Linked DNA regions of Mus musculus: region 1 is linked to region 2. A link is a contact called in ENCODE Hi-C or POLR2A ChIA-PET data. All regions are on one chromosome and are shown on one strand. Each heading gives the region's core, a stretch centred on a gene start or an enhancer-like site at or near the end of the contact. The rest is flanking DNA. Distances are from core to core; before and after follow the strand shown. Region 1 holds the start of A330032B11Rik (RIKEN cDNA A330032B11 gene). Region 2 holds the start of Cpeb3 (cytoplasmic polyadenylation element binding protein 3).

Region 1 (6,388 bases), core at 3,216-5,715, 34 kb after region 2:
CTGGATCTATTTATTCCGAGTCTTACAATCTACTTTCTCTTTTAGCCTTGCTTCCTAAATCAAGTTGACAATCCAGTTTATTTTTCCTTCTTTTATTTCAACAACTCCTGATTTATGTTGGTTAGGAAGCGATAATATAATCCGGGCACAAACTCTCCCCCTTGGAATCTGTATTTACGAGGCTTCCTCCTTTCCTGACTGAACGTGCTGAAGCCGGGCAGAGGCAGAGTACCGTGTGAAGGACTTCAGCCCCCACAGTTCTCTGTGTGCGCATGCCCACTCTTCTTACAGTTGTCAAAGTGCTTTTCCAGAGCGGTCACATAATCAACCCGAAAGAAGAAATAAATACTATTCATTTTTTTTTCAATTTTATCGATCTTTAAAAACTGGACACTTAAAGGTAACTGCTGCTATGAATTTGTTACTTGAAATTGGGCAATTGCATGTAAAAGCCGGTCTATTGTGTGCGGTGGGGGAGGGGAAACAGGAATCTATTTCTCAGACTTTGCTATATATAAGCAAAGAAAAAAAAACCTCCAAATCAAATTATACAGGCAGTTATTTAAGGATGTTACATATTGACTTTGTAAATTTTATATTAGTCACTGACTTAGCTTTTGTTTAAAAGATCATATTAAAAGGTGGGTCTTGACCTTGACCGAGTGAATTTAATACAGAAAGTTAAATTTGTATTATTTTTAAAGAGCATTCTGAAAAACATGGAGTGTTTTGTTAGAATATTTTGAGAATTTAATGTTATAGTGTTACTATTAATTAAAGCCATTATAAAATATTCTAAGCCTAGGTTACTTTTTGGCTTGGGGTTTTAATGCAGTTTAAGCTAAAGGCATTAACAAAAGTGTTGACTACAAGCAATGAGAATAGCTGGGTGATACTAAAATTATAATCCAGTACATATTTCAGCCATGATGATAAAGCTATTGTAAAGAAAGTTCTAGCTTATCAAAGCACTCAAATTCCAGAGGTACAATGGTCTACTGCAGCACCGTAAGGAGGAGGTAGGAGATGACTCTGTGACCACCCTCTTTGGCAGGGATGGAACTTCGTGCTGTCTGACTCCAAGGTCCACTCTCCTCTCTGTGCTCTATTTATAACACTAATCAAAGCCATTGTTCCAGATAGAGGGAACTGAGGAAAAGAAAAGCAATCTGAAGCAGGCTTTATTGATAGTAGCAGGCAATCCCTGGTGCATGCTCTATTATACTGGGCTGGGTTTTTTTTTTTTTTTTTTTTTTTTTTTTTAGGAGAGGGGAAGAGAGGAATAAAAAGGAAAGTAAGGCGGCTGAGAGAAGTGGTGTTTCCTGAAGCTCACTATGCTCTTCGTATATAAAACTTTGAAAGATGGTATCTGTTAAGTACTTTAATCATAGCTTTAATAAAAAAAGAACTGTGAATCCAACTTCTTGTCTGTTATCCTTTGTGTAATAGTTAAGAGCGATACCACCTCCATTTTAAGAGTTGTTATTTTGAATAGTCCAAAGGCAGAACTGTTGTGTGTGTGTCTGAATGCCCTTTACAAATGTCCCAAGGAAGATGCTTCTCCAGTATATGAGTTAATTAACTATATTAAATATATTAATAACTTTATTGCAATTATACTGAATCATCATCTAAAAATAATTATATGTTTGGTCATAGCTCCTTTAAAATTTCAAAATATTTGTTTGCAAGGTCTCAGCCCTGTAATATTCAGATATTTAAAGCAATTAAACATATTCTGAGACAAGCTCATTCAATGATAACTACATGCATGGAAATCTCTTGGTTTTGAATGATTACTGTTTTCACCCTTGAGTAAGAAAACAGGTTGTATGACATAGGTGAATATAGCCCTGCTATGTGAAGTGGAAAATACCATACACTCCTTATATGGCTAAATGAAGCAGTGAGGGTAATGCACTATAATTACAATGTATGAGAATTTGGGACTTTGTACTCCTCTATTTTTAACAGTTGCTAGCATATGGTAATTCAGGGTCGTCAAACCATAGTCTTTCATTGCTAATACTAGTGATAAAAGAATGGATTCTAAATTTGCCAGTCTTGTGACCGAGGCAGCAGCAGGAGGATTCAAAAATGAAAATCTGGCAACCCCAGAATTATCTTGACTGTCTACTTAAATCTCAGATGCATTTTTAAAGTCCCGCCCCCTCTCCATCTCACAGACTCCCTCCCCTCCCCTCCTCACTCCCCACCTTCCTCCCTCTGACCTCAAATCCAAGCAGAAGCATTTCTCCACTCTGCAGAGAATTTCTCAGGCTCCCGTAGAGACCTGAAATGCCAAGAAGCCAGTAAATCACTTGGGCGGCAGAACTGGAGAGGAGAAAATCGGAGAATAAGCAGAAAACCCACAATCCTTAGAGTAATAAGAAGCAAACACTTCTAAACGTTTCAGTAGGTTTTTTTCTTTTCTTTTACTTCTTTTCTTTTCTTTCTTTCTTTTTTTAAAGTCAGGTTTCTTATATACCAGGCTGGACTCGAACTGGCTAAATAGTTAAGCCTGACCTTGAATTTTTGATCCTTCTGCCTCTCCCTCAGAGTACTAGGATTTCAAGCATGCGCCACCACGCCCGGCGATTTTCATTTTTCTAAAAACTGAGGTTTCTTTTATATTAAAACGTCTCCTAACAAAATGGAGTAGCTGCCGCTACGGAGAGGCCAGAGAATGATTGTGCAGCTGAGTTCTTCCAACAAATGCCAAAGATTTTGTCTCTCGAGGTTCGCTGCAGCCAAATGAAACAATCATCCGAGGCAAGAAGGCAGTTTGCTAATCAAGAGGGCTAAGTCGGCTTAAAAAATGGTTTCTAAGTGCTCCAGCTGGGGAAGGGGGAAAGAGGGTCGTGTACCAAGTCTTTTTAACCTTGCTGAAGGACGCAGCACTATTTATTGACGTATGCAAATAACTGGGGGAGGGTGGTGCTTGGGAAAAAACAGGAACCAGAATCAGTTTCTCATTGCAGGGTGAACGCTCTGAGTTCCGGTGAAGGGAAAAGAGACGTGGCGAAATTGCTGTCTTTCTGTCTTATAAGCACATCTCTCACTAACACAGAAAAGGGGCCGAGACGTCAGAAAGGGTGAAGACGCTCTCACAGTATTTTTAGAGACCTTGCTCGATCCCTCCAGCTCCCCCCACCCCCCTCCCAGCCCGACTTGTTCTTCTAAATGCGAGATTATGGATTTGCATTGCAATTGGCTAGTGGCGGTGGCACTGGATTTTCGCAAGTAAAACACCCGCCCGCTTCAGTGAGGGGCATTCATGATCACACTGACAATAACGCATCTCTCTTTCTTCCCGTTTCAGCTGCGCAAACCATGCAGGATGATTTACTGATGGACAAAAGCAAAACCCAGCCCCAGTCTCAGCAGCAGCAGCGGCAGCAGCAGCAGCAGCAGCAACAGCTCCAGCCCGAGCCCGGCGCAGCTGAAGCCCCGTCCACGCCCCTCTCCTCAGAGATCCCCAAGCCCGAAGACAGTAGCGCAGTGCCGGCCCTCAGCCCCGCCTCGGCTCCGCCAGCCCCCAACGGCCCCGACAAGATGCAGATGGAGTCGCCGCTCCTGCCGGGCTTGAGTTTCCATCAGCCCCCTCAGCAGCCGCCGCCGCCGCAGGAGCCCACGGCGCCCGGAGCGTCGCTGTCGCCGTCCTTCGGCAGCACCTGGTCCACAGGCACTACAAACGCGGTGGAGGACAGCTTCTTCCAGGGGATCACCCCAGTCAACGGGACCATGCTCTTCCAAAACTTCCCGCACCACGTCAACCCGGTCTTCGGAGGCACCTTCTCGCCGCAGATCGGCCTGGCGCAGACCCAGCACCATCAGCAGCCTCCACCGCCCGCGCCGCAGCCGCCGCAGCCCGCGCAGCCCCCGCAGGCGCAGCCCTCGCAGCAACGCCGCTCGCCCGCCAGCCCCAGCCAGGCGCCCTATGCGCAGAGGAGCGCCGCTGCCTACGGCCACCAGCCCATCATGACCAGCAAGCCGTCCTCATCCTCGGCGGTCGCGGCTGCTGCGGCCGCGGCCGCTGCCTCTTCGGCCTCGTCCAGCTGGAACACGCACCAGAGCGTGAACGCCGCCTGGAGTGCTCCGTCCAACCCGTGGGGTGGCCTGCAGGCGGGCCGAGACCCTCGCCGCGCGGTCGGCGTGGGCGTGGGTGTAGGTGTGGGGGTACCCTCCCCGCTTAACCCCATCTCGCCGCTCAAAAAGCCCTTCTCCAGCAATGTGATCGCTCCACCCAAGTTCCCTCGTGCAGCCCCGCTCACCTCCAAGTCCTGGATGGAGGATAACGCTTTCCGGACCGATAATGGTAACAATCTGTTGCCTTTTCAGGTAAAGTCCCTGTGCTCTTGCACACTCCTTCTTCTCGCATGTTTCTCCCCTCTTCCTAGTTATTTTAATTGGTCCACTCGCTGTTATTTAGAAGGCACAGCAAATTCCAGCACCCTCCAAATCCTCTGGTTCACCGGGTCCATTCCATCCAATCTGGGTGGGGGTGGGGGCGAAGTTGAGTGGACATTGTGACTGCTTGAGGGTAGGAAAGGGCTTTTTTCCCCCAGTTCATTTCCTCCTTCACTGTGCTTGTGCTTTTTATTTTGGCCTTCTTTGACAAATTAAGCCGCAAGTGTATAGTCAGGTGCGGGAGTAGTCCCAGGAGGAGTAGGCTGAGATTCCTATCATTTTAAGTAGCTACACATTTTCAGGTTACGCAATACTAGGCTCAAGGTGCGGACCAAAAGCCATTCACGCCCAAATCACCCTGGTTTGTTAACAGCCTTTGAGTGGTGCTATTTCAAATAGTTGCCTATGCCCAACTAAACTAATGTGAACCCATGTGTTTATGTCTAAGGTGCTGGAATCATTAATAATCAGCATATTGCCCTGGCAGGAAAATTACGAGTGTGAGAATCCAATGAATACCCGGAACTATAAGGGATCGAAGTGGAAAGAGTGGAAATTTTAGGGAGAACTAGTCCCATGTTACTTAAAAGAAGGTTTAAAAAAAATTTTTCCCCCAGAGGAGAGAGACAATAGGACACGACCTTCAGAGCCATATTGCAATGGAGTCTATTTGCTAACTAGCACTGAAATATTTAAAGCTGCAGTGTCCTTCACCAGTTGGGTTATTTAAGACAATGCAGATCAATTACACCATTTGAAACTGGGCAAAGTGAAAGTCTTGCAACTTTAATGAAAAATGAGTCTTGTCCCTCGGTATTAAATGCCAATGAAAAATCCAGGAAGTGCCCCGGACGAAAAGATTGAATGGACAAAGTGTCCTTGTTTCTGTTGCTTTTTCATGTGGTCTGTAGCCACAGCAGTAGACAGGATCCTGGGCCTTTGGATCAGAAAGGGGAACTGAGTGTGTGTGTTCATTGGGAACCTTTGCTGTCTAATAGGCACTTACCCTGGGCCTGTGAAGTGATTTGGCCATAAGCTTCCCTACAAGAGAAAGGCTGGGTGTGGTGGTTACAGCTTGTAGTTCACCACCAAGGCTGGACGATGAGATTGGGACTTCCAGCTCGGTCTGTGTTTCTTACAAGATCTTGTCTCAAAAAGGAAAGAAAAGGAATCCTTCGGCCCCCGCTGACAGACGCTAGCCTGGCAGTTTGACAGAGGTTGAAGGCTCTCAACCTGGCACAGATGGAGCCGTCAGTTTGCTGGTTTTTACCTTTCCGATGTTTGGGGGGTGGGTTGTATCATTTCGAAGGAAATGGGATTATTGAAAGGATGTCTCTGGGCTAGAGCCAGAATTTTTGTTTTGAACAGTTGAAGGAGACCCATGAAAGCTCTAAATTGTGTTTAGGAGAGTTTTGTTGTTTGGGTTTGGGTTTTTCTGGGTGGTGCTCAGGCTGGTACCTAGTTCCTGCTCATGTTGAACACACTCTTAGTCCTAAGTAGAGGCTGCAGTGAGCAAGGCTCTCACATGCTTTCAGAAGGGTCCTCCAGGAACAGGGCATTTGAATAGTAAGGCACAGTTTTAGATGAGCTCCTGCTGATTGCTGAGGATGACCTTCAACTCCCGAGCCTCCTGCCTCCACCTCCTGGGCTGCAGACTCCTGCTACCACTTTCATATCTTGCTTCTTTCCATTCTAAAGTTGATTTTCATGACTGGGATTAGTTCTGTAGGCAGAGGGAGGTGAGCAGGACAGGTTCTGCTGTAGTTGGTACTTGGAAGGAGGGGCTGCTGCCTTGACAGTTTCTCTTTTTATTCTGAGGCTTTCTATCCAAACCCATTCAGAAAAGATAATCCAAATTCCTTTTTAATGTTTAAAGGATTTGTGAATGTGTGTGTCTGTGTCTGTCTGTGTGTGTGTGTGTGTGTGTGTGTGTGTGTGAGAGAGAGAGAGAGAGAGAGAGAGATGGATGCCTGGTGCA
Region 2 (6,951 bases), core at 1,497-3,996:
AGCCGACTCCGTTTTCTTAATGGTAAAGGATAGCTATAGGAAGAAAAAGGACATCACAACAATTTCTTTCCAAGTTCAAGAGGTCCTTTTTTTTTTAAAGATTTATTTATTTATTTAATGTATGTGCTTACACTATAGCTATACAGATGGTTGTGAGCCTTCATGTGGTTGTTGGGAATTGAATTTTTAGGATCTCTGCTTGCTCTGGTCGGCCCCACTTGCTTCGGACCAAAGATTTAGTATTATACATAAGTACACAGTAGCTGACCTCAGACACACCAGTAGAGGGCGTAAGTAGACAAGTAGGGCTACATATACCAGAATCATTATCAGTGTTAAAGTAAGGAATGGGAATGTGGTTCAGTTGTACCAGTGTTTATCTAGCATGCATGGCACTGGATAAACAGAGTATGGCAGAGGCAGGAACAGTTGGATGGGGGCAGAAAGAATGTAAGAGTTGTGAGACGAGGAGCGCTGTGCATTTGGTCTTCTGGCCTTGTGCTTACACACCTACCGTACCTGTGGTTATCTGTGTAAGATCTACACACTATTGCATCAGGGATAGAGGAGGGACTCAAAACTCCAGGCCTACCCTGAACTTTGGATACTGCTACTAGAGGAGGAGGGAGTAAATTTAGTGTTGTGCTAATAACACGCCCATGCTCTTGTAAATAACCTGGACCCATGCTTATGCAAACAATCCTAATTAAATTTAATGGAACACACACACACACACACACACGCACACACACACACAGAAACGAGGGGGTGATGGGACTCGGAATGGGAAAGGACTTGGGAAGAAAACGGTAGGTAGAGGATGGAGGTGAGCTAGGGTGATGGGAGAGGAAACGACTAAGTTATGTACATTCTAAAAAGGATAGCCAGAATTCCCAAGTTTCTGTAAATGTTTCATGAGCACTCACTGGCTTTTATGAAAACCTCTGAAGAATACATGAAAAGCCAAGACAACATCTAGACAGAAGAATTTTTCTAAGTGTCGTCACGGAAAAGTGAAAGTGGGATGTCATCAGAGCAAATGATTAACTACGCAATACAAGGATTGCGTCTCATATAACTGGAATCGATGTGGCAGGCAGTAATCTCTCTGGGCATACTTAGTATGACACATCTAGTCAAGTATGATAAATTATAATGAAAGGAAAACTTGAGAAGTGACCAGACTTCTAGACAACTGGAGAAACGGACAAGTTCATTAGTTGTAGCAGAATAGCTGCTAAGTACCAGAGATTTAGGCTAAATCCTGTCATAAAATATGAGGGTGTAACTTCTTGCCTTCCCTGATGGATCTTTGATGCCCACCTCCCAGCCCCAGTAGTTAATGGCTATAACCTCAATCAAGAGAGGGCCTTCATTTAATAAGTTTCAAAGCTGAATCTTAAGTGCATTGAGAGCATCACCTGCTGAAGTGGGTGGCCAGTTAGTCTATTTAGAGTTGCAAGCAACCTCAAACATTATGAATTAGATCGACCAATTGGTCAGAACAGCAAGCAGCTGCCTTGGTGAAAAGGTGGATTTAATTTAGTTTCCAAAAACTCACTGGCTGGAATTTAAACGGCAGAGGGCAGTGCTGTAGACTTTCTCAAAGAGTTTTAGTGGCTGGAGACCCCAGGAATGGGCAACTGGTCCCAGTACAAGCCCAAACGTGTCTGGGAACTTAGCGATCGTCAAGTGTGCTACGTGTTCAATGTTGCATGCTTGTGGCTGTTTTCCATAACCTCTACTCTAGTGTGACCGACCGTTAAGGCTCCCTTGTGGATATTCTGACCTTACGGTTTGGGGGTAGGGATGGGATTGGGGGAGGGTGGTGGGGGAGTTGGAAAGAGAAACGAAACCCAGGCTTTAAAAGAAGGAATGCCTATCCTTGCATTGTGAAAGTGCAAGGGACCAGTCTCCAGAATGACAATCGGGTACTTCCCAGTGGCGTCGCTGTCAACCCCTTTACTACATTGTCCGGGGAGGAGGGGGAGAAATAGAAACTAATACTATGGGTTAACAATAGCGCCTCTTCACCTCAAAAAACAAAACAAAACAACAACCAAAAAAAAAAAACCCAAACAGGCTGGCGGCCAAAGTAGACCTCCCTCCTTTAACTAAGTTTCAAAGTCTACGACCCTGACCTCTCGCCCGCTCTTCTCCCCAGTGCCACCTCCAAACTCAGAGCCCTTTTCCCGGCCTCCGGGCCGTGGAACTCTCGGCGGACGCCAGGATCCCCGCTCTCGGGGCCTCGAGGCCAGCATGGGCAGGCCCAGGACGAAGGCCGGCAGTTCCCGGCCCCACGTTGCTCCTACCTGTCCAGCATCTGTTGAAGGGCTTGGTCCGGCATCTTCCGCGGAGCCGGCGAGCTCGGCCCTCGCCCGCAGCCCCGCTCAGGGCCAGGCCCCGGGACAATAGCACTGAGAGGCGGCGGAGTAGGCCTCAGTCCCGCGGCGGCCGCGGACCCGCCACACAGCCTCCCGGCGTGGCTCCCAGAGGCCCGCGGTGGCGCTGCGCGGCCGGCGGGCGACCGCAGAGGGCGGCGGGGAGTGAGGAGGAGGAGCCTGGGGCCGGGAGGCGGCGGTCGCGGCCCGGGTTCCTGCCGGTCCGCCCAGGGTTCCGGTCCATGGACCGCCGGGGCGCCGAGCTGCTGCCGGCGGAGGAGCTACCTCTGTGAGGTAAGAGTCGCCGCCTCCGTGCGCGCCGGGGTCACGACGCAGGGGCGGCTCGGAGCAGCCTGGGAGATGTAGTCCTCGGACCGTCCCCGCTAGAGGCTGCACAGCCCGCCGGGACCCCCGCCGCCGTGCCCGCCGCCGCCGGGCCGGCGCCCTCCCGTTTCCTTCCTCCAGGGGGAAAAAAAAATGTCCTTCGGGCCGCTGTCCGGGAAGCGGCAGCATGTGGCGCTCCGCTGTCAGTAGCAACAAGGTCAGCGCCCCTTCTCCGCGTCTTGTCCCCTCAGCTCTCGCGCTCAGGTGGGACAGAGCCAGGTGAGGGGTGGCGGCGTGGAGGGCCAGTTTCTGGGCCGGGTCAAGTACGCCGGGCCGCGGCGGCGCGAGGCCGGGCGCTCGGGTCAGCCTCGGCCGCGTCAGAGCCCATCTTCGGGGAGGGACAAGTGGCTTAGTGCGGGGCTGCTCTGGAGGGGCGTGTGGGTAACCCGACTGTTCGCACCGGCGCCTCTGTGTGTGTGTTGGGGACATAGGAGAGCATGGGGGGTGGGACGCGAGCAACCACTTTGCCTGTCCAGGAACCTTCTCGGTTCTGGTGCTGTCGCCCAGCCTTCGAGGGCTTGCGGGCAGCCTCCAAAGGGGACACGCTGCTGAATAAACAGCCCTTGCTTGCTCAGCTGTGGGTTGTCAGGAGTGTTTGTTTCTTTCCGCAGCTGGTCACCGTTAACCATTCCTAAGGCTCCTTGACACTTCTAAGCAGGTGGATCCCGGCCGAGGGATCAAAAAGGGAAGAAGTGACAAATCACGCCTCTGTCTTCTCTGACGCCGGAAGGGATAGCTTTGGAGGGGGGAAACGAGCTGTTGTTGACTTAAACCGATGCGTAATTTGGACGACCTGTGGCATTGTTTAGCGCTGTGATTGGTGGGATGTTTTGCTAGTTTTCCGTTGGTTGTGCCTACGGTTTTTTGGTTTTTTGTTTTTTTTTTTTAAACTTCTACAAAACGTTTGCTATTTCTTTAAATGAAAATGTTTCTTTAAATTTGAGCCTGGAGTGGTTTCTCAGGCCTATAATTCCAGACTTGGAAGACTGAGACAGAAGGATTACCTGGTCTGTATAATGAATTCCAGAGTAGCCTAGGCTAAATAAATAAATAAATAAATAATCAATCAATCAATTAATCAAGGATATGGTAGGCGTCCAATCCCGTAACCCCAGCACAGGAGAGGAGGAGGCAGAAGGATTAGGAGTTCAAGGTCAACCTCTAACTCTAATTAGTTTGACTCTGTCTCAAAAGGACAAACAAAAAGCTGCATAGGCATGGCCAGCAGATCTGGGAGGGTCTTCACAAATTCAAAATCAGTTCGGGTTACAGAGAGAGACCCTATCCCACAACAGTAACCATCAAAGCTACTTTTGTTTGTTTGAGTTTTTCCTTGGCAAGGACTATGTATCTGCAACACAGGGATGACTGGACTTGGAGATCCTCCTATCTAGAGCTCCCCATATCTGGAATTATATAGGCATGGCCCACCACACCCAGAACCGAAAGGCTTTCAAAATTATTGCTTAAGGTAGTTTGTTTTTTTTTTTTTTTTTTTTTTTTTTTTTACAATCAGCTCTTACCTGTGTAAATCTATTTTTGTACTAGTGCGTCCATGGTCAGGATATATAAATAAAATACATAAATTTATTCGACCTCCAATTTCTGAAATATGCATTTTTATGTTTGTTTATTTATTTTGAGACACGTTCTCACCGTGCAGCCCTGGAATTCACTAGGTACACTAGGCTGAGCTTGAACTCAGAACTTTGCCTCCCTCTGTCTCCTGTGCTTAAAGGCTTGTACCAACAAACAAGGCTACTTTTATTATTTTTTGTGGGGGTACACGTATGTGGGCAGAAGTCTAAGGTCAGCTTTGGGTAGATTCATTTATTGTTCTCCAGACTGGGTTTCTCAAAGAACCCAGAGCTTGTTGGTTACCTAAACCAGCTGGCCAGAGATCTGCCTACCCTTGTCCTCCCTGGGGCTAGGATTGTAGATGCCACAGGTACACCTGGCCTTTGTGTGAGTACTAGGGGCTGGAATTTGGGTCTTTATGCTTAGGTTACAAGTACTTTGTATCTAGAGCCTTGTACTGGCTAGTTTTGTGTCAATTTGACACAGCTGGAGTTATCACAGACAAAGGAGCTTCAGTTGAGGAAATGCCTCCATGAGATATAACTGTCAGGCATTTTCTCAATTAGTGATTAAAGGGGAAAGGCCCCTTGTGGGTAGGACCATCTCTGTGCTGGTAGTCTTGGTTCTATAAGAGAGCAGGCTGAGCAAGCCAGTAAAAAATATCCCTCCATGGCCTCTGCATCAGCTCTTTCTTTCTAACCTGCTTGAGTTCCAGTCCTGACTTCCTTTGGTGATGAACAGCAGTATGGAAGTGTAAGCCAAATAAACCCTTTCCTCCCCAACTTGCTTCTTGGTCATGATGTTTGTGCAGGAATAGAAACCCTGACTAAGACAAGCCTCTAGAAGCATGGTTTCATGAAATATTTTAGGATACTATAATTAATATTCCTTCTCATGAAAAGAGAAATAGGCTGCCAACCTTTGGAAGGAAAATGAGTAGATTAAGCAGAGTGTGTAATATTTAACTTTTTTTTTTTTTGCTTCGTGTGCTATGTAAGCCTGCTTCTAGTGTGCGTATCTCTTTTAAGCAGTTAACCATGTGGGATATATGCTGACACAATGTCCATTTAGCTTTGGAGTTTATATTAAGGGGAATTCCCATTTCTTCTTAGATTTAAAAAAAAAATGATGTTGTTGTTGTTTTGTATGTTTGCCTGAGGATCTTACATAGCACAGTCGGCCTGGAACGTAAGTAAAGTGTGATCTAGATCATGATTTTCCTGCATCTGCCAAGTGATAGGATTACAGGTCACCAGCTACTATGACCAGCTCTTCTCTTGTTGGTTTTCTTCTTCTTTTTTTTTTTTTTTAATTAAGAAAATAGATTTATTCTTATGTGTATGAATGTTTTGCTTGCATGTATGTTTTTGTATTACAAGCATGCAGTGTCTACAGAGTCCAGAAAGGGGCATTAAATCTCTTGAGACTGTGGTCACAGATAGTTGCAAGTCATCACATGGGTAATGGGAATTGAGCCTGGGTCATCAAGATAATAGTTAGCTCTCTTAACAGCTGAGCCATCTCTCTAGCTTCTGTTGGTTTGTCATCACCCCCCCCCCCGCCGTCCCCCCCCCCCACACTAGTACTTCTTTTCAGGTAGGATCTTGCTCTGTAGTCCTGGCTGGCATGTAACTCACTAGATGGCTAGGTTGTACTCCATTTTGCTGGAACCCTCTGCCCTCGCTTCCTGAATAGTGGGATTATAGGTGTGGTCCACCATGCCTGCCCCCTCCTCCTTTTTAAAGATTGGGTTTCACCCTGGAGTCTAGGCTGGTCTATGTAACCTACCATGTCCTTTAACTGGAGGTAATCCTTTTGCCAGAGATGTCCAAGTTCAGAGATCTGCAGGGATGACCCATCACACCCTACTCTGTATTCTGACCACCACAACAAGCGCTGTCAAATGTATGCTGGCCCACCATCAAAAACAATATAAATGTATTTCGTACATAGATAATTTGTGGCGAATGGTAGTCAGCCATGGGAGTAACCAGCATGACTATAGACATTGTTTTTTGCCCATTGCTATAGTTTTAGCAGAAATTAATTTACTGAAAATATAAAAAGATTTTCCATGCCATAGATGGGAAGAATAAGAATTGACAATGTTGATTAATCTTAAGAGTTATAGAATATGTTAATATTCTATATTTTAAAATACTTGGTTATGAACTATTCTAAAGATATCCAGAAATGTAGAATAATGAATGATTTAATGTTCTTCTATCACACTTGTTTTGAACTGTCTGCCAAAAAGTGTAATGAAGGTTTTTCAGAGAAATAATCTAACATCTTCAGGCATCCTCCAAAGAACTGTCAATTGCCAAGGTTAGCGATAAGCTGTGGGTAGAGCCCTCATTTCAGGCTATGGGAAGTTCTTTGTTAATTCCTTCAGCAGATGTGCCCAGAGAATTCATAATGTAAATGGGCACTAGAATAGCAAATTAAACTGTAATTACCCTCTAGGAGCCCAAAAAATGTTTGTGCTTACTAAATGAAAAGGTACACAGACATAAAACATTATGCAATGATAATGTGGCAGTGTGTGCAAAGTCACCAGCTTAGCCTAGAAATACAAAGGAACTCACAAGTTTGTAGAAGACCCATG

The links. Hi-C counts contacts between places; a loop is a spot of excess contacts on that map. ChIA-PET counts read pairs that join two places held with the same protein, here RNA polymerase II (POLR2A).
Region 1: a map of heart shows a loop between it and region 2 (6-fold over the local background). The contact joins the promoter of A330032B11Rik here to the promoter of Cpeb3 in region 2. A Hi-C loop is called at or near these places in 14 of 37 maps with a recorded cell type or tissue (adrenal gland, gastrocnemius, heart and 1 more). POLR2A ChIA-PET finds 5 or more read pairs at or near these places in 2 of 5 experiments (Patski and embryonic stem cell).

The regions. Positions count from the first base shown.
Region 1 is chr19:37,171,920-37,178,307 of GRCm38, reverse strand. A330032B11Rik (RIKEN cDNA A330032B11 gene) reads right to left here and starts at 4,465. Exons shown (of 3, transcript NR_045329.1): 1 at 4,275-4,465; 2 at 2,232-2,293. It overlaps Cpeb3 (cytoplasmic polyadenylation element binding protein 3), which reads left to right. Exons shown (of 11, transcript NM_001290827.1): 2 at 3,323-4,341. The coding sequence starts at 3,334.
Region 2 is chr19:37,203,266-37,210,216 of GRCm38, reverse strand. Cpeb3 (cytoplasmic polyadenylation element binding protein 3) reads left to right here and starts at 2,746. Exons shown (of 11, transcript NM_001290827.1): 1 at 2,746-2,922. It overlaps Marchf5 (membrane associated ring-CH-type finger 5), which reads right to left and starts at 2,672. Exons shown (of 6, transcript NM_027314.3): 1 at 2,313-2,672. The coding sequence starts at 2,347.